Linked DNA regions of Homo sapiens: regions 2, 3 and 4 are each linked to region 1. Evidence: chromatin contacts called from ENCODE Hi-C or POLR2A ChIA-PET data. All regions are on one chromosome and are shown on one strand. Each heading gives the region's core, a stretch centred on a gene start or an enhancer-like site at or near the end of the contact. The rest is flanking DNA. Distances are from core to core; before and after follow the strand shown. Region 1 holds the start of GUF1 (GTP binding elongation factor GUF1). Region 2 holds the start of OCIAD2 (OCIA domain containing 2). Region 3 holds the start of FRYL (FRY like transcription coactivator). Region 4 holds the start of OCIAD1 (OCIA domain containing 1).

Region 1 (6,208 bases), core at 211-2,710:
TGGAACTCCTGGTTTTTCGTGTACACATCTTCTTTAACGTTTTACTGAAACACATCACAAATTGCTAGAAATTGTTATCAAGCAAAATATACCAGTTTTTTGTACTCTATTTTTTTCCAATCAACTGCATATTTCACAATCAGCAAAACCATGAAATTACAATGAAATATAAAATTCACGTGAGCTTTGTTTTTTAATAGCCCCATAAAGACAGATAATAAAAGCACAATTATAGCTGAAAGTCTGCCGAAAAAAAACTAATTCTGATGTTTGCCCTGTAGATTTTCTTTCCCTTCAGTTCAAAAGGTATAGAGAATTGCACCATCTTTATACTTCGAATTGCAATATAAATCCATTTTTAAAAACACAGGCATATTAGGGCCAAAGTTGATTAATTTAAGGTTTTGTCTTTCTGCCTACTTATAGCTTGCCTTCAGTCACTTCACTTTTCTGACTAAAATGTATCCATTCACAATTATCAGAGTTGTTGAACCTCCCACCCTCTCCCACCAGAGTCAAAATTACACAGGTTTGCTCTGGCTGAGGTAGAATGAAATAAAACTACAAAGACAGACCGAGAACTTCCTGCATTCTAGGTATTAGTCTAAAAAAGTCCACTTCTCACATCACACAAATCTCACAAATTAGCCACTGGATGTTTGATCAGTTCTGCATTCAACAAATGAAGTAGGAGAGTGACAATGTAGTAACTTGCCCAGGCCACATAGCTACTTAATTTGCAGGAAAATGGACGTTATATTAATATTTACTAGCAACTTGCTTAGTAGGCTTTTTAGAATTAAATAGATGAATAAACGCAAAGCACTTCGACCAGTGGCTCGCGTAAACAAATCAACATTTGACATTGAAAATGAGAAAACCTACAAAGTTAGTGACTTGCCCAAGGTCACACTAGTGAGGAGTGGAGGGTCGGGAACCTGAGCAGTGCTCACACTCTCCGCTCTGCCTCCCTGTACCAAGTTGCAAGCAGGGTTCAGAGCTAGTCCCAGAAAGCCCTATACATGTCCAAGATCGCATGGGGCACTCCAACGTTTGAAAACTTGGCTAAATCAGATTCCAGGGGGCAGTCACCTTGAATTCTGCGGAGCTGTAGAGCCTGTCGGTAGCCCAGGACTCTGGAGCAGCCCCAAGGGTCGGCGCGGACCGGGGCCCCGGGGCCACCAGAAGCGCGGCCCCAGTGGCTCGTGGCGCGAGAGCGCGTGCGCACCCCCAGCCCCGACCCACGAGGGTCCACATGACCCGGGCGGCGGAGGCGTCAGGAGAGGGTACCCACACGCAACAGCAGCATAGCCCGTTTTTTTTCGAAGGTACCCCCCGTAGGATCCGGTGGACAGGACTCAAACAGATCCTGTGAAGCGAAGACAATGAACCCCGGGGAGCTCTGCCCAAGTACCAGATCCGGAAGCAACCCGAAGCGGCGGCGCAGCTTGCCGACGTCTGCACGCCGCACGCTGTCGTGACATCAGCGCGTCTTGGCGCCGGGTAGTGGAGTGGTCACGTGAGTGGAGGCTTTCGATTGACTCCCTAAAACGCAGGGTGTAGACAGAGTACATATTAGCTTATATTGTCTGCTGAGTGCTGTGCCAATTCCTTTGCATTGTCTCTTTCTTACTACTGCCCTGTGGTGTGTGTACTGTCAGTTCCCCCAAACTACCTCTGGAAATCCGGACCGAGTGACTTGCCCAGGAGCTCACAGGTGGGGAGCTGTGGAGCCTGGAGTGCCGCCCAGGCAGTCTGATTCCCGAACCAGGAGCCGAGGTCTTAGTCCAGGGACTTAAAGATGCTATTATTAGCACAACGTTGAGACTTAGCCTTCTACCTAATGGCAAAATAATAATGGCACTTTTAAAATCTGGAGGTCGAAATGTATTCCCCATGTTGTCAGTGACAGAGCTAATCTTGAAGTGCATCTGAAAGGAAACGGGCCATAACATTGATTGCAATACTGAATCCAGGAAGGTTTTGGCAAGAAGTAAAGGTGGGAAAAAGTTCCATGCTGGACCCCCAATGTTTCCATCGTCATCAAGTTACCACTTCATGGAATGAGCTCTGACGAAGTAAGAATGGGGGATAAAACAGGTGATAGGAGGATTGCATCCAGTGTTTGTCTCCCACTATTTCTCTTGCGCTTTTCTGGAATATCCAGAATTTGGTGCGAAGGAGGGAGATGACAGCTGTGTTCAGTTCATCATTGTGACTGAAGACAGAATCATTCGTATTGTTTCCAGAGCCTTTGAAAGTTTCTTCATTTGGAGGATTTCTTAGGATCAAGAATTCTGTACCAGACTCAGTTCTTTCTTGGATTTTTTTTTCCCCCCTGAGATGGTGTCTCGCTCTGTCGCCCAGGCTGGAGTACAGTAGCGCTATCTCGGCTCACTGCAACCTCCGCCTCCTGGGCTCAAGCGATTCTCCTGCCTCAGTCTCCTGAGTAGCTGGGATTACAGGCGCGCGCCAGCAATCATGGCTAATTTTTGTATTTTTAGTAGAGACGGGGTTTCACCATGTTGGTCACGCTGATCTCGAACTCCTGACCTCGTGATCTGCCCACCTCGGCCTCCCAAAGTGTTGCGATTACAGGCGTGAGCCACCGCGCCTGGCCCTTTCTTGGAACTTTTATGAATTAAAACAGTACTTGATAGACGACTAATTCTGTCACACTTGTAAGAGAATGAATTTAACAACTATCTTGAAGTAAACACAATAATTTATATTCAATGTTGCCCAGACTTCCATAATTTGCACAATTACCCTCATTAATTTTCACCATATCCTGTCAAAGATAAAGGCAGACACCAGTTAAAGTGGTGAAGACAGATTTTTATTATAGTGATATACTAATGCAATCGGGAATAAGATCCAGAATGAACTAAACTACAATTTGTCCAGAGGCGACTGTATTTTAAAAGGAGAATGCGGGAGTAGGGAAAGAGAACAACTGGGCTTGATCAAAGTCAGGGAAACGGAAATTTACAAAAAACAATGGCGGAAGAATGGTCCATTTGAAATCCATCTGGGTTGTAAACTGTTGCTTATGGAAATAAGGCTCCTACCCTTCCCGCAGACACTAGGAAATGAGTGCTACTTTCACATGTTGGCTGGAACAAATAAATTATTTTGTCAGTCTTGAGCTTTCTCAGACAGAAATTTAAGGGGGCTTCATCTTAGAGATGCAGCCTTGAGCTGTTATAAACTATATGAGTTTGTTCAAGTCTTTTAATGTGTGGGCAAACCGGTAGGGGAAGGATGTGGATGAAATCATTTGTGCTGAGGGTCTGTAGTTTTTATAGGCAAGTTTGAGGCTTTGCTGATAAGAGGGCTTAGAAGAGTCAGGCTAGAGTTTGGTCAAGAATCTTTGTCAATCCTCATACCGATATTATGTACTTTATATTTTTCTTTAACTTACCTTTATATGTAAATGAATTCTTTTTAAAAGAAAACGTAGATACCATTAATGGAGAAAGCATGATGAGCTGTCATAAGAGTAACAGTAAATATAACTGTAGTGAATAAAAAATGTGATTCAATTGTAGGTTTGGTCTGTCTGGATTACAAAAGGGAGATTAGCAGATATTAGAAAAGAATTTAAAAATATTAGCCTCAAACTGAGATTTTTCTCTTTGACCTAGCAAGAAGCATTTAAATAGGGTTGAAAGAAAAACTTTATCTGAATAACACAGTATCCTTGATACCATGTCTGTATCTATCTTGGTGCCTCCACAGGAATTTGTCCCACACTTTAGAAAACTGCAGTATCTTATAAGGCTGACATTATGTTTCCCAGCCTACAAATGGAAAAACATATTTGTTAGAAAAATACTGAGCTCCACTGTGTCAGGTTATATACTAGCTGTGGAAACTCAAACAAATTAAGCAAAATGTCTAAAATTACATGATAGATAAATTACATGATAGATAAATGCAAAAAAAAATTTGAATCCAAATTTTTGGAAACTAAAGCTCATCTCTTGCAATATCTTTGCACAAGTTTCTTTATTATTCAACTTGAGAAGAAGCAGGAGGTATAGTGACTGAACTTCAAAGAGGAGGTATCTTTCATGTGCTTCGAAGGATAGGCAGTTTTTTGTTTTTATCCAAGGAAATAAATGGAACTTAAGCAGAGGAATAATCAACAGCATAACACATTTTCTCAGTTCCCAGTACTATTCTACATACTTTGTATCAATTCATTCGATCTTCACAGAGCCCTCTATTGCTGGCACTCTTATTATCTCTGTTTCATAGATTTCCAAGAAAAATGTGGCCAACGTTTTTTAAATAACTGTCTAGAGTCACAGTTAGTGATGAACTAGGGCTGTGAGTCCACACAGTCCAGCTGTAGAGCCTGCACCCTTAACCACTCCAGTAAACTCGGCTCAGCTGAGCAAGGATACAAATGCGGAAAAACACACAATAAATTGGGTTAATAGTCAGTAGAGAACAGGGCCAACATTCAGGACAGTAGCATTTTATTTGAGGCGAGGACTTCTGAAGAGCTTAAATAATTTACAAACTCATAAATCAAGACTCAGTTTTTCTGTAAAAATAAATATATAATATGGAGATTGCACTCATATAGTACATTAATCCACAACTATTGTATGGTTTCTATATTTGTAAATATACCGAAAGGAATATGAGTTTGCTAGGGCTTTCATAACAAAATACCACAGACTGACTTGGTGGCTTAAACAATAGATATTTATTTTCTCACAATTCTGGAGGCTAAGAGTTTGAGATCAATGTATCAGCACAGCTGGTTTCTTCTGAGACCTCTCTGTTTGGCTTGCAGATCAGTACCTTCTGCGTTCTTACAGGGTCTTCTCTCTATACATGTCTGTGTCCTAATTTTCTTATCAAGACTCTAGTCATATTTGATTTGGGCCAATCCTAATAATTTTAAATTAATTATTTCATTAAAGACCCTATCTCTAAATACAGTCTCATTCTGAGATATTGGGGGTTTGAACATCAACATATAAACATGGAAGTGTTGACACAATTCAGCCCATAACAAAAGAGTAATAAAAACAATGTATAAATAACTATCACCTCTAAATTCTGTTTCAAAGTTATTGATATTGTGGAGCATTTCTAGCACTAAAAATACCATTAATAAATGATTAAAGTAGTATCACATTAGCCATTTAAAGCGCTTGCACAATTTTAGAGCATAATCACACAATATTAACAAAGGTTCTCTAGTATTGCTGCTAGGCTGCTAAAATGGTGCCACCATGTGTCTACAGTATAAAATACATCTTTCAATTCACTTTTGAGGCCCATTTTTAAATTATTCTAAGTTTTTTAGACTTTTATATTTTTTCAAATTTTGAGCATAAAAATTTGATCTTTAGAAATATTTTCATATCACAAAATAGAAAGTGTATAGGGTAGAGGAGGAATCATAGAAAGAAGAGTTTGTATCACTTTGTGAAGGGCTTTGAACAGGGACGTACTAGTTAGCATTTCACCATTAATCTATGCAGAAACCATCGTAAGGAAGGAAATAACAGAATTTTTTGCTCTAGGGGGCTTTCTCTAACGATGTGTAAAATGAAAAGAAATCAAATGAGGTGATGAGAATGAAAGGGAAAGAGAGTTTTTTATTTTAATAATCTAGGTAAGACAGGCCGGGCGCGGTGGCTCACGCCTGTAATCCCAGCACTTTGGAAGGCCGAGGCGGGTGGATCACGAGGTCAGGAGATCGAGACCATCGTGGCTAACACGGTGAAACCTCGTCTCTACTAAAAACACTAAAAATTAGCCAGGCATCGTGGCGGGCGCTGTAGTCCCAGCTACTCGGGAGGCTGAGGCAGGAGAATGACGTGAACTCAGGAGGCGGAGCTTGCAGTGAGCTGAGATTGCGCCACTGCACTCCAGCCTGGGCAACACAGCTAGACTCCGTCTCAAAAAGTAATAATAATAATAATAATCTAGGTAAGACACAGTAGAGTCCTGGGTAAATCAGTGGCAGAGAATGAAGAGATGATTAGTGGCATTTTGGAGACAAATTTAACAAAATTAATTTGATGTAGAGAGAGAGAGAAGGCCAGGATAACTCCAAATTTCATCTTAAGAATGCAACCTTGAGCTGTTAGAAACTATATTAGTGTTTGTTCAAGTCTTTTGATATGTGTGTATGGGTGGGAGGGGGGAGGATGTGGATGAAATCAGTTGTGCTGAGAGT
Region 2 (5,592 bases), core at 3,016-5,515, 4.2 Mb before region 1:
GGAGAGAGGGGAAAGAAAGACAGTGAGCCTCTTGAAATAAAGGACCATGTATTATTCACTTTTTATTTTGTGCCTCATTAAATTCATTCATCATCATTACCATTTGTGAGTTCATACAACGTACCAGTTACTGAAAAAGATCAGTGCTTGACTGCCCTCACCATTAAGGAGCTCACAGTCAGACAGAATGCCAATGAATGACATCAATGGTTGTAACAGTGTAAGGACAGCCAAAGGACAGTAGGGCCACACTGCTCTGAAACTCATCACTGTAGAGCCCAGGTTAAAATTCTACTGTCACTTCCTGGCTGCATGACTGAGTAAGTTATTAGCACCACTCATGGGACTGCTATGGGGATGAAGTTAAAAGATGATGAAAGCCTGGGCAATATAGCAAAACCCTGTCTCTACAAAAAAAAAAAATTAATTAATTAGCTGGTGTGGTGGTGCATGCCTGTAGTCTCATCCACATGGGAGGCTGAGGCAGGAGGATTGCTTGAGCCTGGAAGTAGAGGCTGCAGTGAGCCATGATTACATCACTGCTCTCCAGCCTGGGCAACAGAGAGAGACCCTGCAAAAAGAAAGGGAAGGGAAGGGAAGGGAAGGGGAGGGGAGGGGAGGGGAGGGGAGAGAGAGGAAGGAAGGAAGGAAGGAGGGAGGGAAGGAAGGAAGGAAGGAAGGAAGGAAGGAAGGAAGGAAGGAAGGAAGGAAGGGAGGGAAGGAAGGAAAGAAGGAAGGAAGGGAAGGGAAGGGAAGGGAAGGGAGGGAGGGAGGGAGGGAGGGAGAGCCAGGCATGGTGATACACACCTATAGTTCTAGCTACTCAGGAGGCTGAGGCAGGAGGATTACTTGAGCCCAGGAGTCCCAGGCTGTAGTGTGCCATTATTGGGCCTGTGAATAGTCACTGCACTCCAGCCTGAGCAACATAGCAAGACTCCCATCTCTAAAAAGAAAAAAAAATAATAAGGTCATGGGAGACCAGAAGCGCAGCTGACACATATGCATAACAGGTATCCCCTGCAGAGTGCGATGGGAGCACAGAAGGTGAGAAACTAAACTTGAGTCTGCAAGGCATCCACGAGGAGGTGACCTCAGAGCCCAGTCTTCAAGAATGAGTAAGAGAGAGGTGGAGAAGCAGAGGAAGGCTGATTCAGGCTGGCTCTCCAGTGCACATAAAAGCATGAAAGGAGAGAACATGAGTCACTCCAGAGGGCCCTGGGAGGGCCTCAGATAGCTGCATTGGAGAGGCAGGCAGGAGCTGAATCACTCAGGGCCCTGCTAATGAATTCAGATCTTGGCTAAGGTCAGTGTAGGGCTGTGGAAAGAGTTTAAGCTGAAACCTGCCATGGACGGTTTGGCACTTTCTAAATCAACCACATTTTTCATAGCATTAGCCAGTGATAATCAATTTTGGATCAGGTCATGATCCGGAGGCCCTGCAGGATGCAGAAGCAAAGCCTAAGAAAGGCTCTGTTGAGGGCCATAGACTTCTACGGCAATGTATATTTATTATAATTCTTTGGGAATTGATATATCCTTTGTGGAAAAGACTCATGTCTTTTTCTATTATCTTTGAAAGTGCTAGAACAATACATGGACACATCAGATTTGCCCAACAAATACCAATTGGTCATAACCGATGCACGTTACATATGATGACTTCTTGCTATTTAAGGTAGTCAATGGCCTATTTGGTGGAAAGTAGAGATGAGGGTGGGGGCCTGGACTGCACTCCAGCCTGAGCAACATAACAAGACTCCCATCTCTAAAAAGAAAAAAAAATAATAAGGTCATGGGAGACCAGAAGCGCAGCTGTCACATATGCATAACAGGTATAACATCTTGCATACCATAGCAAGATGTTAAAGGACAAATGCCACTTAGGTTATGTGTCCATTACACTGACTTCAGTGTAATGGAGGGTTGTTCATTTAAATCACAAAACCTGTTCTGTTCAAACCAGCTGATTTTTTCTGATTTCTGGTAATGCAATGTGAAATTAGCAATAGAATTATATTCCCTTTAATTTGGAGGTGGAAAAAGGAGTGAAAAGGAAATAAGACACACTTTGGTGGGGAGAAAACCAGTGAATCCATGGAGGAATGTGGTCTGGAGGATCTACTAGGGAAATGAACCATCCAAAACAACAGTATCTTGACAGTCATTGAACCTAGGCTCACTTATTCATTCATTCATTCATTCATTCATTCAACAAATATTTATTGAGCCCCTTCTATATCCAAGATGCTACACAATGGTGAACAAAACTGACACCATCTTGTTCTGAACCTCATGAAGATTACTCTGCAGCAGGGAAAATATGCTTTATATAAATGAACACACTAATAAGTACATAATGAGTTGTGATAAGTGCTATGAAGGAAAACAATAGTGTCCTGTGCTATGAAAAAGAAGAAAGGCCTGCCTTAGGCTGGGGTCAAGGAAGATTTTCCTGAGGAACAGTCAAAAAGAAGGAGTAGGAAAAAGCCAGGACAGGACCAATCGGGAGAGGCTGCAGGCAGGGGAGGGCCTCCAGTGGAAAAGAGCTGTGTGAATCTGAGAAACAACAAGTTGGAGGTGTGGATCGGGGAGGCGTGAGGAGGAAGCGGCCACAGGTACAGGGACCAATTCGCACAATAGGAAAAGGTGAGAAATGAAGAGGGCCTTCAGTGGAGATCCACAGCCTCTCTCCAAGTCAACACACTCAGTCAGTCCTGGCAGCTCAGCCCAGAAAACTTTGTCAGCCATGGCTGGGGTAACTGTGTCCAGAGGTGTTTGAACAAGAGCCACTCCATCTTGAATAGGGACTGAGTAAAATAAGGCTGAAACCTACTGGGCTGCCTTCCCAGGTGGTTCAGCATTCTTAGTCACAGGATGAGATAGAAGGTTGGCACAAGGTACAGGTCACAAAGACTTTGCTGATGAAACAGGACTCAGTAAAGAAGCCAGCCAAGACCCACCAAAATCAAGATGGTCATGAAAGTGACCTCTGGTCGTCCTCATTACTCATTAAATGCTAATTTTAATGCATTAGCCTGATAAAAGACCCTCCCACCAGGGCCATGACAGTTTACAAGTGCCATGGCAACGTCAGAAAGTTACCCTATATGGTCTAAAAAGTGAAGGAACCCTCAGTTCCGGGAATTGCCCACCCTTTTCCTGGAAAATTCATGAATAATCCACCCCTTGTTTAGCATAGAATCAAGAAATAACTACCAGTATAATTAGCTAAGCAGCCCACACAGCTGCTCTGCCAGTGGAGTAGCCATTCTTTTTTGTTGTTGTTCTTCTTGTTTTTTGTTTTTTTTTTGTTTTTTTTTTTTTTGAGACAGAGTCTGGCTCTGTCGCCCAAGCTGGAGTGCAGTGGCGCAATCTCGGCTCACTGCAACCTCTGCCTCCGGAGTTCAAGCGATTCTCCTGCCTCAGCCTCCCGAGTAGCTGGGATTACAGGCATAGAGCACCATGCCTGGCTAACTTTTCGTATTTTTAGTAGAGAGAGTGTTTCACCATGTTGGCCAGGCTGGTCTGAACTCCTGAGCTCAAGTGATCTGCCTGCCTTTGCCTCCCAAAGTGTTGGGATTATGGGCGTGAGCCACCGCACCCGGCCTGTTTTCTATACTTCCTTAATAAACTTGCTCTCACTCTACGGACTCACCCCGAATTCTTTCTTGCGAGAAGTCCAAGAACCCTCGCTTGGGGTCTGGATCGGGACCCCTCTCCGGTAACAAGTGATATCGGTATTAAAGGTACCCCCACATGTCAAAGGCTTCCCTCCACAAGTCAGAGTTGGGGAGGGACAGGAGGCAGCAGGGGACCGACAAAGAGCAATGGAAAGAGAAGGCCTGGGAGCCAAGCAGGCCTGGGGTTGACTCCAGGCTCCCTTAGTGGCCTGCACAACTCAGATGACCCGTCTGTGAAGTGCAGGTCACAGTGGGCACCACACACGGCTGCAGAAAGGAGTGCAAAGGTGATGCCCACGCCTGGCCTAGGGCGGGGGCGCAATACATGGCTGTTGCGGCTGTGATTGCTGGAGGAAGGGAGTCATTTGGAAGGCACAAAGGAACTAGAACCTACTCGGTGTCGGGACAAGCCTCAAGGATGGGGCAGGGGTTCCGGCAAGAGCTGGGTTCCAGCCTGGGTTGCCACCAACAGCGAAAGTGACTGCCAGGTGGCAGTAGGGTGACTTCACCAGCTTAAGTGCTTAGCGGGCAGGCGAGGGGGCGGAGCAAGAGAAGAAAACACAAAGGGCCGGAAGGAAGCCGGGGAGACAGGTGGGGTACTCGGGAAGCTGGAGCGGGCCGGCGGTGCAGTCACGGGGGAGCGAGGCCTGCTGGGCTTGGCAACGAGGGACTCGGCCTCGGAGGCGACCCAGACCACACAGGTGAGCCCCCGCCCCGGGGAGTGTTGACGGCGGGAGGGGGTGGCCTCGGGGGAACGCGGCGCCGCAGGGCAGTCCTTCGAAGGCCGCGCGGTGCAGCGGTGGCCGCCCCCCACTCTCCCCTAACTCGGACCCCGGCGGCCCCGGCACGGGCGAGGGGCTGGGGAGCTTGGGGTGGCGCTGGCTGCTTCTGGCCAGGGATGGCAGCGGACTCCAGTAGGCTGACTCCCGGCTTCCCCGACCGCATCAGAAAGTGCAGTGTCCCCCGTCCGCCGTCCAGCCCTGCAGGCGCCCCCCTCCAAGCCATCCTAAGAAGCACCCCCGCCCCCCATGCTGGGGCGCGCCCTCCTCCGCACATTCGTCGGTCAGCACCCACGAACCCACGGGTCCCTTCCCCACCACTGAGGAAACAGAGGGTCCCCGGACCACCCCAGCGTGGGGGGTGGGAGCTACACCTGCAAGGCAAGACCCTCGGAAGGCTTGCTTTTAGGTGCAGACTGAGGACTAAGTGGGTGCCAGGGGACCTGGCCACCGAAGCTGAGAGGTATATTTGCCTCCCAATATAGGGCAGCGGCCTAATGGCTAAGCAAAGATAATCTAATTTGGCGTGGTCAGCAAAGACTTCCTGGGAGTGCTCAGGAAATGGAAGGTGTGCAGGGGCTTTATGGACGTATCCCTCATCCTCATCCTCATCCTAGTCTTCATTCCTGCAAGAGCCCCTCACCATTGTTGTGTCCATTATGCCCAATTAACAGTGGAGAAAGCTGAGGCAGAGACGGATTAAGTCATTTGCACCAAAGGGATCGCAGGGGTAAAGAGTCACGATTTGAACTCTGGTCTCTCTGACCCCAGTACTTTCCCGTGCAGGGCACCGTGCTGCCCCTGTAATCACATTAGACACCTGTGATGAAACTTGGTGCGAGTACGGGTCCCCTTGGCTCAAATGCCTCAAAGTTTAGTAACTGATGTAGGAAACAGAATTGTATATAAGAGGTTCATTTTGCAGAAGAAAAGCAGAGGTAGAGGTAGAGTTCAGGGCTGCAGAATGCAGTGGCCACTGGGGGCAGGAGGAGGCTCAAAGTCCACCTGGATTATGTCCATCATTGCCAAATCCAGGGTCCACTTTTCTAAGCCATGTGATGGTGTTGATGATTCACTCCCTCCTTCAGAAATTCCCTCCCCTCTGTATCAGCTATTCCTTCTCAGTCATTTCC
Region 3 (5,914 bases), core at 2,275-4,774, 4.1 Mb before region 1:
TCCCTATTCTTTTTTTTTTTTAGACGGAGTTTCACTCTTGTTGCATAGGCTGGAGTGCAATGGCAACATCTCAGCTCACCGCACCTCCGCCTTCCAGGTTCAAGCGATTCTCCTGCCTCAGCCTCCTGAGTAGCTGGGATTACAGGCACGCGCCACCCCGCCCAGCTAATTTTGTATTTTTAGTAGAGACGGGGTTTCACCATGTTGGTCAGCCTGGTCTCGAACTCCTGAGCTCAAGTGATTTACCTGCCTCGGCCTCCCAGTGCTGGGAATACAGGTGTGAGCCACTGCACTTGGCCCCCATTTTCTCACTATTCTTAACACATAATAGTCGCTATATAAGTGTGTGGTGAACTGGAAAGAATTTCCAATAGGAATGGTAACATAATTTTTCAGAGGAAAAATAATTACTGGTTAAACTATGGAACCTCTTTGAGGGGTACATTTGCATATAAACAGGGAGAATAGTGATCATAACATATTTCACTTTTTTTGTATTTTTTATTTTTGACACGGAGTCTTGCTATGTCATCCAGGCTGGAGTGCAGTGGTGCGATCTCAGCTCACTGCAACCTCCGCCTCCCGAGTTCAAGCCATTCTCCTGCCTCAGCCTCCCGAGTAGCTGGAATTACAGGCATGCGCCACCACGCCCGGCTAATTTTTGTATTTTTAGTAAAGACGAGGTTTCACCATGTTGGCCAGGCTGGTCTTGAACTCCTGACCTGAGGTGATCTGCCTGCCTCGGCCTCACAAAGTGCTGAGATTACTGGCACGGTGTGAGCCATGGTGCCTGGAGGTATTTCACCATTTAAAAGACTTTAACAAACATCTATATACAATAATTTAAAAAGCTTTATTTACATTAGCACATTGGAGAAGGGTGTGTGTGTGTGTGTGTGTGTGTGTGTGTGTGTGTGTGACAGAGTGAGACTCTGTCGCCCAGGCTGGAGTACAGTGGTGCAATCTTGGCTCACTGCAACCTTCGCCTTTCGGGTTCAAGTGATTCTCCTGCCTCAGCCTCCCCAGTAGCTGGGATCACAGGCCTGTGACCATTCCCACCAGCTAATTTTTGTATTTTTTGCAGAGATGGGGTTTCGCCATGTTGCCCAGGCTGGTCTTGAACTCCTGGCCTCAAGTCATCCACCTGCCTTGGCCTCCCAAAGTGCTGGGATTACAGGCGTGAGCCACTGCACCCAGCCGAGAAATATTCTTTTTTTAAAGAGTGGGGATTGGGCTTAGAATGAGAAACTAAGGTAGAGAGATAAAGTCTCTCTGAATGAGAAAGTACAACTTGTAAAATTCTCCAGGGTTAGAACTGGGGCTGTGTTCATCAACACTGAACATTCTTAAGAATAACCTCTACGTTGTAAGCTCCAGGTTTGTAGATTTTTAAAATTCTTCTTTGCTGTGAAATGCCAGTAGGAGTATTAGTACCAGGAAGTTGCATGTGTGGGCTAAAAAGTGATAAATGATCCTATTGTGGGCAAATATGAAATATTTAGAGAAAAGAATAACACAAATTATACTTGAAAGGTGATAATCTCAGCATAGTTGGTTCAATGCAAGTAAGAGAATCTAGAGGTTACTGTAGACTGCCTTCTCTAGTTTATATGCCCAGTCTGCTAGTGCAGCAAAAGAGGGCAGTAACAAGCTGGATATCATAGGGCAGGTGTTTTAGAAAGAACCTGAAAACATCACTTAGACCTTGAACAAAAGCTGCAGGTGTGTACATGCCTGAAACACTGGATATCTTTATCTCCAGAAGATCATACTAGATATCAGTACATAGTATCTTCTTCTTCTTATATTCTAATGTAGAATATTAGAACCCAGAAGCAGTCTCAGAGTTTGAGAGTGGTAAGTGAGTAAACCAGAAGTATTAGTTTAGCTTGGCTGCAGTTTTATTATACAGTAAAATCAGAATAGGCTAAGCATAGGGATTTAGTTATAGGGACTTAATAGGGAGGATGTGTGTATCTGTGAAGGCCATATAAATGCAACCCAGATAGTTCATCGTCTCTTGCCCCCACTAGTGATACCTAAACCACCTTCCTGCAACGTTCCCTTTTGTTTCCTGCTCTTTCATATTTTCGGGAATCCTCATGAAATTTTTCACCTGTATTTGGGGAAAAGTCCTATGAACTACCAACTACTGATGTTTACTTACCCTTCTCTGTCATCATCAAGCCCCTTTTCTAGGGTACTGCTGAGCACTGACACTTCCTTGGCACCATTAGATTATACTGGGGTATCACTGCAAATGTACTAAAGCCCCCGGGGTACACAGTCTTCAAGGTTCATCGGCAAAGAGGGAGAGAACACATAACCATTTTCCCCTAACATTCTTAGATGGGTACCGAAGCTGTACCTGTACTCAATTTTAGTGGAAATAAACCTTTTAGTTCTTACAGCTCCAGTGGGAAACTGGGGAAACTCTAAAGCAGACCCCGCACTAGGCTTCCCCATAATTTCTTCTCTTTTCAATGCGTGAGGTTCTGCTCCATGGTCAAGCTTCTGGTATCAGATTCCCTCTTTCCCTTAGACAGACTCGTTTTCTCCTGAGAGGCATCTCAGTTGTTCAAGTGACCTGGGGTGTTTTTCCTACAGTTCTAGCAAGGGGGAACGAAGTCCTACACTTTGAGGATGGCATAAGGGTACCATCTACTTAATTTTTTCAAAAAAGTAACAGGTCTCGTGGAAACGCGGGAACGTCACAGAGGACGTGACTTAAACGGAACTTGTAATGGAAATGATTTTCTAAATGAACAATTGCGAGACAAGCAAGGAAACCTCCAGGTTTGCAGATAACTTGATTAAAGCTCTTCCGGGTGGCAAAATGCCAGTGCAATCAATGGTATGAGTAGGGCGGACAGTGGATGAAACTTGTTGAGTAAATCTCAGGAGGAATTAGCACTGGACTTTCAGGTATTCTAACTCAATTCTAACCATTCCATTCTCTGGATCATTGGATAAGGTTCCGCAGGATCCGGGCGCCAGCTCTGGATACATTACTGATCGGGAGAAAATTTTGAATTTTTCTCTTGTCCCTTTCCAGCTTTCCTCAATATAGGATATGAGTTTGTCCTCGACCCCTAACAACATTTAAAGGTAAAGTCGCTCCTAGAAGGCAAAGCGGAGAGGACTTTGCGGCTGTGTTTCTCAAGCCCGTAAAGAGAGAGTAATAATGGTAGGGAGCGTGCAGACTAGCTCTTTCCTTGCCCAATCAAGTGTACAGGAAGATGTCCTTTCACCAATAAAAATAAAGTTCGCTTTCCGGAGGCGGGAGGGTGAGCCTTGACTGCCAGGGCTCCAAAGCAACGTTAGAGGCGAGGGCAGAGAATGATTAGAGGGAAGACCAACCCGGGAAAAGGGGCGGGGAGAAGGTAGGAGCAACTTTGAGCGGCGGCTGGCCAGGCCAGTGGAGGGCGAGGACTGCTGTTCCTGTTGTAGTGTTTCTCGCCAATCAGGAAGGCCAGGGGGCGGGCGGGGTAGGGAAGGGGTGGGAAGACCTCGCAGCACAGCCGGGCGCCCGTCGGGCTCTGGGAGAGAGCGAGAGAGAAATCCGGTTAAAATCAGAGTCGGAGGGAGGTTTAACCACAGATCGGTTCCGATCGGATTATTCCTTAAAGGGGACGCGCCATTGTCAAGAGAACGGAGCCAGGGGCCCGAGGGCGGGGACCGGCGGCGCTGGAGGAGCGAGGCAGCTGTACTAGGACTGGGAACGGGTAGGTGTTGACTGGGGAAAGGCGCTTCATTTTACTTTCTCTTCCAGCCCCGGGGCAGGCGCCGGGATGCCCGCCGCCGGCAGCCCAGCCTGGGCGGGAGACGAGGTCGTCGGCCCTCGCCAGCTGTCCTTCCTGGTGGGCGCCGAGGGAAGGCGGTCCAGGATGGCTGGCAAGCGGCGCGGCGCGGCCCGGGCCGGCGCTCGTAACGGACACCAAACCGCGGCGCAACCCCAGCCTCAACCGAAAGCCCGCCCGAGCTCCGGCGGTTCCGCCGGCAGCGCCGCGCGCCCGTCTCTCCCGCACGTCCCCTTCCCCTCCAGTGCCTGGCTCTTCTCGCGCGCGCCCGGGTACCCCTCGCGCGCCGCCTTCTCGCGCGTCCTGCTCTGGTCGCGCGCCGCCTCGCCACCGACTCGCGGGAGCCGCCCCGCGGGAAGGAAGGCGGTGGCAGAGGTGGAGGAAGACCGGCGACCACGGCTCCGCCGCCTCGGCTGGGAAGGGAGGGCTGAGGAGCAAACTTAGCGCGGCGGCTGGCGGGCCCCGGCGGGCAGGGCTGGCGGGGACCGGCGGAGCGCGCCAGCCCAGCCGGGCATTGTCCGCCTTTTCCCTTGCTCTGGTCTCTCCGCCCACTGCTCGCGGTCCTGGGGAGGGGTGCGGGCGCTGTGCCCGCGCAGCCCCGGGCCGTTGGCGTACCCCGGGACCCGGAGTCTTCCGGAGCCGGAGCCAGCCCTGCGGACACCGCGGCCACCGCCCGCGAGCTGACTCGGCCTGTAGATTGCCTGCTGCTCTCAGCCTCGGCACCGGGCAGGGTGCCTGGGCGCTGAGCTCTTCTTTGCAACTTTTATTTGCCGTTTGATGGAAGTTGTTGCTTCCGGGCGGCAGGTTCTTTGGGCACAGCCTGGTTTCCTGCGTTCTGGAGAGGCTGGTTTCTAGGGCGAAATGATTTATTGCTGCCGGTCTTTCCTGCCATCCTAGTTTAGTTCCTCGCCACCTAAAATCGCATTTTTGTGGATTTGCAATGATATGGGAGCATTAATCTTTCCTAGGCCAAGATTTGAAAAGAAAAAAAAGGGGGTGGGGGTTAGGGTGTGTGCTGGTGAGGAGCAAGAGTTCTTAGTAGAGCTGAGTTTGCCCTTACCTTTGAACTGCGGAAAATATTACTTCGATTCACTGGCTGGGGTTCTTTTGGAAGGGTAGGGGAAAAAAGACACAGCAAGACAGGTTGCCAGGGTCTGTCGGATTGGGGGGGAAAAAGGGTTTTGATGGAAGTAAAGTTGGTTTTATAAAATGCTGTGCTGCCTAGGAGATATCGTCTGTAAAGTTGATTCTGCTACTGAATTTACAGCCATTATAATTAGTACCAACAGCTTTTACTATTGATAAAAACTAGTATAAGACGTCTTTTCATCTTGAGCATTATCACTCTGCTTAATCTGTCAATACTTGCCGAGGAAATCAGAGATAGCACATTCCTTGTTAGAGGCCTTAGTGAAGAATGTTTTCATAAGCATTCATTTTTGACAGTTTCTTCTTGTGCAATACTTTATGTAGAGTACTTGCATGTGCAAGTTACAACCGTATAAACAAAGTAGCAGTGGGTGTGTTATTCTCTGGTCTTTTTTCTGCTACTCATTATCAAAAATAGCATTCCATCGTGTCTTGTCTTCCACTCTGAATTATTTTGTAAAATTAGTTCTCTAAAAGAGGGAATTCTGTTGGAACATGTGACCCAGTTTTTTTTTTTTTTATTAAAGCAGTCCAACTTTTTAAAGCGTTCATCGATTAATTTATTGTCTAGTAACTTCGGAGTGGTGTGGAACATTGTAAATTCACAGGCTCAGCAGTAACAATAGAGAAACTACTTGGGAAATTGGAAGCCAATATCAGATAATGTTTGAAATAAAAATCTATTCTTCTCACAGAATTTAGGAAATAAAGACACACAAAAACAAATTCTTTGGGTTCAAGTGATCCTCCCACCCCAGGCTCCGTAGTAGCCGGGACTACAGGTGGGCACGACTGCGCCTAGCTAAAATTTTTATTTTTTGTAGAGATGGTGGTCTCACTTTTTAATTTTTCGTATAGACGGCTGGTCTCCAACTCCTGGCCTCAAGCGATCCTTCTGCTTTGGCCTCTCAAAGTGCTGGGATTACAGACTGAGCCACCGTGCTTGGCCGTTTGTAGTAATCTTG
Region 4 (5,589 bases), core at 1,074-3,573, 4.2 Mb before region 1:
GGCCCTATGTCTTTTTACCAGGGAAAATCAGAAAACATTAAATTATCCATAATAAAACTAGGTCTGAAAAATTATCTTAGCCTAAACATTAACAAGAGGCACCCATTTTTTAAACTCAAATAATAAAACAACTGGCTTATGCACTTTTTTTGTTTTTTGAGACAGTGTTTCACTCTTGTTGCCCAGGCTGGAGTGCAATGGCGCGATCTCGGCTCACTGCAACCTCCACCTCCCGGGGTTCAAGCGATTCTCCTGCCTCAGCCTTCCGAGTAGCTGGGATTACAGGCACCCATCACCACGCCAGGCTAATTTTTTGTATTTTAGTAGATACGGGGTTTCACCATGTTAGCCAGGCTAGTCTCGAACTCCTGACCTCAGGTGTTCCACCCATCTCAGCCTCCCAAAGTGCTGGGATTACAGGCATGAGCCACCGAGCCAGGCCACTTATACACTTTCAACAAACTTTGACTTCAAATAGAATTAATGCTACTATCTGCTAGTCAGGACTGGCTACCTAATGTGCTGGGCCCAGTGCAAAATAAAAACGTGGGACTCCTTATCCAAATGATTATGAATTTCAAGATAACAAGACTAGAACATGAAACCAAGTATGGGGCGCTGTCTGCACATGCCCATGAAGCCAGCCCACCTGCCACTGTTACTCAAGGCAGTGAAAATTCCTTTACATAGGAAGTGCTTCTAATTATAAATACTTAATAGATAGTTACGGGGAATTGGTCTTGGAACCTCTGCATTCGGCTCTCGAAAATCAGCCCTCCCATTCATCTTTCCTGTATCAAAAACATTACATATTAAGTATTAGAAACTATCACTAGATAGGTCAAAGTAAATCAAGACGTATGATATAGTAAAACTACTAGTCTACACAGCAATCAATCAACAAATATTTATTAAACACTACTATATCTTACGTACTCCACATGTAAATAGCTAGATGAAAAAGTAACAGACCTACTGATTAATTTGGAACTCACTATTCAGGTTAAGTCCCTTAATTGAAAAAGCATATGCGTTTTATAAGTTTATAATTTTTTTTACTATCAAGATATCAATAAAATAACAGACATATTTTTTCCTCCTGGAAGTGGGTTCTTTCACATCCTATGTTTTGGTCGTTTCTCGAATCTATGCCCAATGATTAGGATAATTCCCCAAAATAGAAGAGAAAAAAAATTTCAAGTCATTTCTGAGCTTCCATATTAAAAAATGAAATAATCATCAGAAACATTCAACCTCTCCCACAAAGGAGCACTCCAAAATTATGGAATAACAAAGACGACATATCCTTCTCCCTGTGAGGTAAAACTAACAGCAAATTCTGTATCTCCAAATTTCCTTCCACCCCAAGAATATAAGAAAAAAATGCATAAAATTCCAAGAATATACATTTTTTATTTGGTTCTTTTTTTAAAAACTCATATATTGGGACTCAGACCAACAGATCAAGTAACCGTATTTTACAGAACGTTTACGTGGGATCATGATTATTCTCATTTTAAAAACAATTTGCATGGAAACAGGAAATGGCATACACAATGAGGACAGCAACTGAGCCCTTCCATAATTCATTCAGTCAATAAGCCATGAAGGCCTACTACATGCCAACCCCTTAATTAGAGAAAAGAAATAAAAAAGGTCAGCTGAATTCATGGATGGATGGAGCCTGCTGAATAAACTACCTTTACCCTACAACCGTATGAGAAAAAATGAAACCCTCTTATTTCCCATAACGGCATCCTTCCTAGAAACACCAGGAAGACTGTCAGGGCTGACACGGCGCTTAAGACAATACCATTTTAAGTTCTTTACACAAAACAACGCTGGATTAAAGCCTAAGCGGCCTACAACCGCTGATTACCGCACTCCATCCTCCACCCAGTGTCCGTCTCCCACCTGCCGTTACAGACTGAGCAGCAACCCCACACGCATCCGTGACCACGAACTTCCCCAGCTCACACCCCCAGAAGCACTCCGTCGCCTCCCGCAGTCACCGGCACTCAGGAGGCCGAGACCCGAGCGCGATCTGTCCACCCTCACAGGCAGGAAAATGGCGGAAGGTGCGAAAGTCGTGGATGGCCGCAAAGGTGGTGAGGGGATACGCGGAGGGCAACAACGGGGCTGTTTGCGTCACCTCACCCACCTCCCGACGACAGCAGCAGGCGACTGCAAGGAAAACCAAGCGATCAGGGGCAGAAGGCCCGGAGGGTGGACTCGAGAGGGGGCAGGGAGGGAGAAAAGTGCAAGGTACCGCGGGGAGGGGGAGGGGTAGAACAGCCGCAAGAAGTCATCCAGACAGGGGCTCAAAATGACCGCGACCCGGAGGCACTGTATACTTACGGCAGGAAATGACGTCAGACCTCACTGCGGGTCTGAGAGCCAGCAGCCTAGGAATAGACGCATGCGTATACTCGTCCCTTTGCCCTTTCAGGCAGCTGCGGCCACGAGCCGCACTGCGACTGCGCAGGCGACAGCGGCGGACCAAGAACCCTGCCCCGCCCCTTCCCTGGATGGCGGGGAAGGGGGTTGGGAGTAGGCTTGACTTTGGGCTGTTGTGATGCACCTCTCTGGTCTTCTCGTGGCGGCTGGCGGGAACGTTCCGGAACCCTCTGTTGTCCCTCTTTTGAGAGCGACTTTATAAATTATCTCTTTTATGAGATAATTTCATTCTTTGAGCCTGTAGGCTAAGTAGTAGAAAGTAATTTTTAAGCATGCATACCTGGTTATTTGTCACACCCTCTTGATCCAAGTTTCCAACAAGTTCTACAACCTCTGGCAGGGTACCGTGATCTCTCTGAGGCTACGGTTTTTCTCACCTGAAAAGTGGAATTACATATAGGGTTGTTAGAATTAAAACAACACATCACTGTCTATTAATGAGGGGGCTCACGACTTCTACACATCAGACATGGTGCTGCCACACCCAGCCAATCAGCATTTTACTCATTTTCATACATTCCTTCCTGAAGTATTTATTAGTGCCATGTACTGCAAGTTATTAGTGACTAAACAGTGGGCAAATCCAGTCCTACTATTTGTCAACCCCTCAAAGCCTCTCAGGTTTCTCATCTCTTTCTGAGCCCCTTTGCCACTTTATCATTTAACATTTATTCTCCCGAAGACATACTTAAGGGAGACAGTCACGTGAAACGAATCCAACGCTGTGTTTCCTTCCTTGGAGTCTTTTGATAGCTCCAGTCATGCACCGAATATAAGGCCCATCATGGCCTGGTGGTGCCTGTGCCTTTTGAGCGTCACTTTCTTCTATTTCAGGGTTCACTAACAAGAAACAGCCTGGAGGTCTTTGCCCTCAGTGTTCTCTGTGCACTGTTTCCCCAGTACAACTCTACTCCCTGCTTTGTCAATTCTAACGATATTTCAAAATTCTGCTTTTACATCACCACCTTTGTGATGCCTTCCCTGAAATACACCCCAGAGAAGTAATCACTCTTCCTTCTTAGTCCTTAGCTTGTCCATACTGCTGTCACTGCAATGTACTTTTGCACTGAATAGTGATCTTTTTTACTTACGTCTGTCTCTGTTACAGAGCTCCTTTAGGACAGAGATGTTGGCTTGTAAGTCTTTATAGAACCAAATAAATCCCTGAGATAATCAGTATTAGTAACTAATACTCATTTTGTTCCTGGGACAAGCTAATTTACTTCTGGGCCCAGGGCTTGTGCAATTGCTGTTCCCTCTTCTAGACCACTGTTCTTCCAGATGTTCAACGTGGCTTTTTGTCTGAGACTTCAGTTGATGTCACCACATCAGAGAGGCATTCCTTGACCACCCAATTAACATGGCACCCCAGTCACTCTCCATGTTACCTTGCTTATTGTTTTCATAGTATTTGTTATGGTCTAAAACAATGATTTGTTTGTGTATTGTCTCTCTTCACTAAAAAGGTCTATGACAGTAGGAGCCGTATTTGCCTAGCATCAGTGATTGGCACATGATCATATGAAGCCAACAAATATTTCTTAAATGAATTTGTTGAATGCATTTTTATAGGAGAAAAAACAAAAATAAGAAAATTAAAAGACATTCTAGAAGAAACAAAAATAAAAAAATTAGAAGACATTCTAGGTGGTGAGCTTTATGTTAAAGCAAAGTTTTTTGTTGTTTTTTTTTTTAGGACAGGGCCTTGCTCTATTGTCTAGACCGTAGTACAGTGGTGCCATCTCGGCTCACTGCAACCTTCGCCTCCCAGATTCAAGCAATTCTTGTGCCTCAGCCTCCTGAGTAGCTGGGACCACAGGTGTGCACCACCACGCCCAGCTAATTTTTTTATTTGTAGAAGAGACAGAGTTTCACTACTTTACCAGCCTGGTCTCCAATTCCTGGCCTCAAGTGATCTGCCCACTTTGGCCTCCCGAAGTGCTGGGGTTATAGGCATGAGCCACTGCACCAACTTTAAAGCAAAGTCTTTTTCTTTGCTTCCTGACTAGATTGTAAGATTCCAGAATCCAGTTTTATCATATTCTTTATACTTACTGAGCCAGGCCTAACACATAGTGTGTCCTAAATTGGTGGGTTCTTGGTCTCACTGACTTCAAGAATGAAGCTGCGGACCCTCACGGTGAGCGTTACAGTTCTTAAAGATGGTGTGTCCAGACTTTGTTCCTTCTGATGTTCGGACATGCTCGGAGTTTATTCCTTCTGGTGGGTTCGTGGTCTTGCTGGCTTCAGGAGTGAAGCTGCAGACCTTCGCAGTGAGTGTTACAGCTCTTAAGGCGGTGCATCTGGAGTTGTTCATTCCTCCCGTCTGGAGTTGTTAATCCCTCCAGGTGGGTTCATGGTCTCACTGGCCTCAGGAGTGAAGTTGCAGACCTTCACAGTGAGTGTTACAGCTCATAAAGGTGGTGCAGACCCAAAGAGTGAGCAGCAGCAAGATTTATTGCAAAGAGCAAAAGAACAAAGCTTCCACAGTGTGGAAGGGGACCTGAGTGGGTTGCCGCTGCTGGCTCAAGAGGCCTGCTTTTATTCCCTTATCTGGCCCCACACACATCCTGCTGATTGGTCCATTGTACAGAGAGTTGATTGGTCCATTGTACAGAGAGCTGATTGGTCAATTTTGACAGGGTGCTGATTGGTGCATTTACAATCCATGAGCTAGACACAGAGTGCTGATTGGTGCATTTACAATCCTTTAGCTAGACACAAAAGTTCTCCAAGTCCCCACTAGATTAGGTAGACACAGAGCACTGATTGGTGCATTTACAAACCTTGAGCTAGACATAGGGTGCTGATTGGTGCATTTACAAACCTTTCCCTAGACATAAAAGTTCTCCAAGTCCCCACTAGATTAGCCAGACACAGAGCACTGATTGGTGCATTTACAAACCTTTAGGTAGACAAAGAGTGCTGATTGGTGCATTTACAATCCTCTAGTGAGACATAAAAGTTCTCCAAGTCCCCACCAGAGTAGCTAGATACAGAGTGCTGATTGGTGCATCTACAAACCCCGAGCTAGACACAGAGTGCTGATTGGTGCATACACAATCCTCCAGCTAGACATAAAAGTTCTCCAAGTCCCCACCCAACTCTGGAGCCCAGCTGGCTTCACCTAGT

The links. Hi-C counts contacts between places; a loop is a spot of excess contacts on that map. ChIA-PET counts read pairs that join two places held with the same protein, here RNA polymerase II (POLR2A). Pooled maps may share reads with other maps.
Region 2: a map of naive thymus-derived CD4-positive, alpha-beta T cell shows a loop between it and region 1 (18-fold over the local background). The contact joins the promoter of OCIAD2 here to the promoter of GUF1 in region 1. A Hi-C loop is called at or near these places in 1 of 168 maps with a recorded cell type or tissue (naive thymus-derived CD4-positive, alpha-beta T cell) and 5 of 50 pooled maps. POLR2A ChIA-PET finds 5 or more read pairs at or near these places in 1 of 52 experiments (CD4-positive, alpha-beta T cell).
Region 3: a pooled map shows a loop between it and region 1 (18-fold over the local background). The contact joins the promoter of FRYL here to the promoter of GUF1 in region 1. A Hi-C loop is called at or near these places in 7 of 50 pooled maps.
Region 4: a pooled map shows a loop between it and region 1 (26-fold over the local background). The contact joins the promoter of OCIAD1 here to the promoter of GUF1 in region 1. A Hi-C loop is called at or near these places in 7 of 50 pooled maps.

The regions. Positions count from the first base shown.
Region 1 is chr4:44,673,672-44,679,879 of GRCh38, reverse strand. It overlaps GUF1 (GTP binding elongation factor GUF1), which reads right to left and starts at 1,460. Exons shown (of 17, transcript NM_021927.3): 1 at 1,093-1,460. The coding sequence starts at 1,257. RefSeq lists a silencer at 1,122-1,281 and an enhancer at 1,353-2,241.
Region 2 is chr4:48,905,447-48,911,038 of GRCh38, reverse strand. OCIAD2 (OCIA domain containing 2) reads left to right here and starts at 4,265. Exons shown (of 7, transcript NM_001014446.3): 1 at 4,265-4,381. RefSeq lists an enhancer at 3,958-4,037 and a silencer at 4,328-4,587.
Region 3 is chr4:48,777,889-48,783,802 of GRCh38, reverse strand. It overlaps FRYL (FRY like transcription coactivator), which reads left to right and starts at 3,524. Exons shown (of 64, transcript NM_015030.2): 1 at 3,524-3,725. RefSeq lists silencers at 3,479-3,588, 3,679-4,558.
Region 4 is chr4:48,827,822-48,833,410 of GRCh38, reverse strand. OCIAD1 (OCIA domain containing 1) reads right to left here and starts at 2,323. Exons shown (of 9, transcript NM_017830.4): 1 at 2,162-2,323; 2 at 729-791; 3 at 1-10. The coding sequence starts at 786. RefSeq lists enhancers at 1,407-1,969, 1,970-2,533, 2,376-2,755.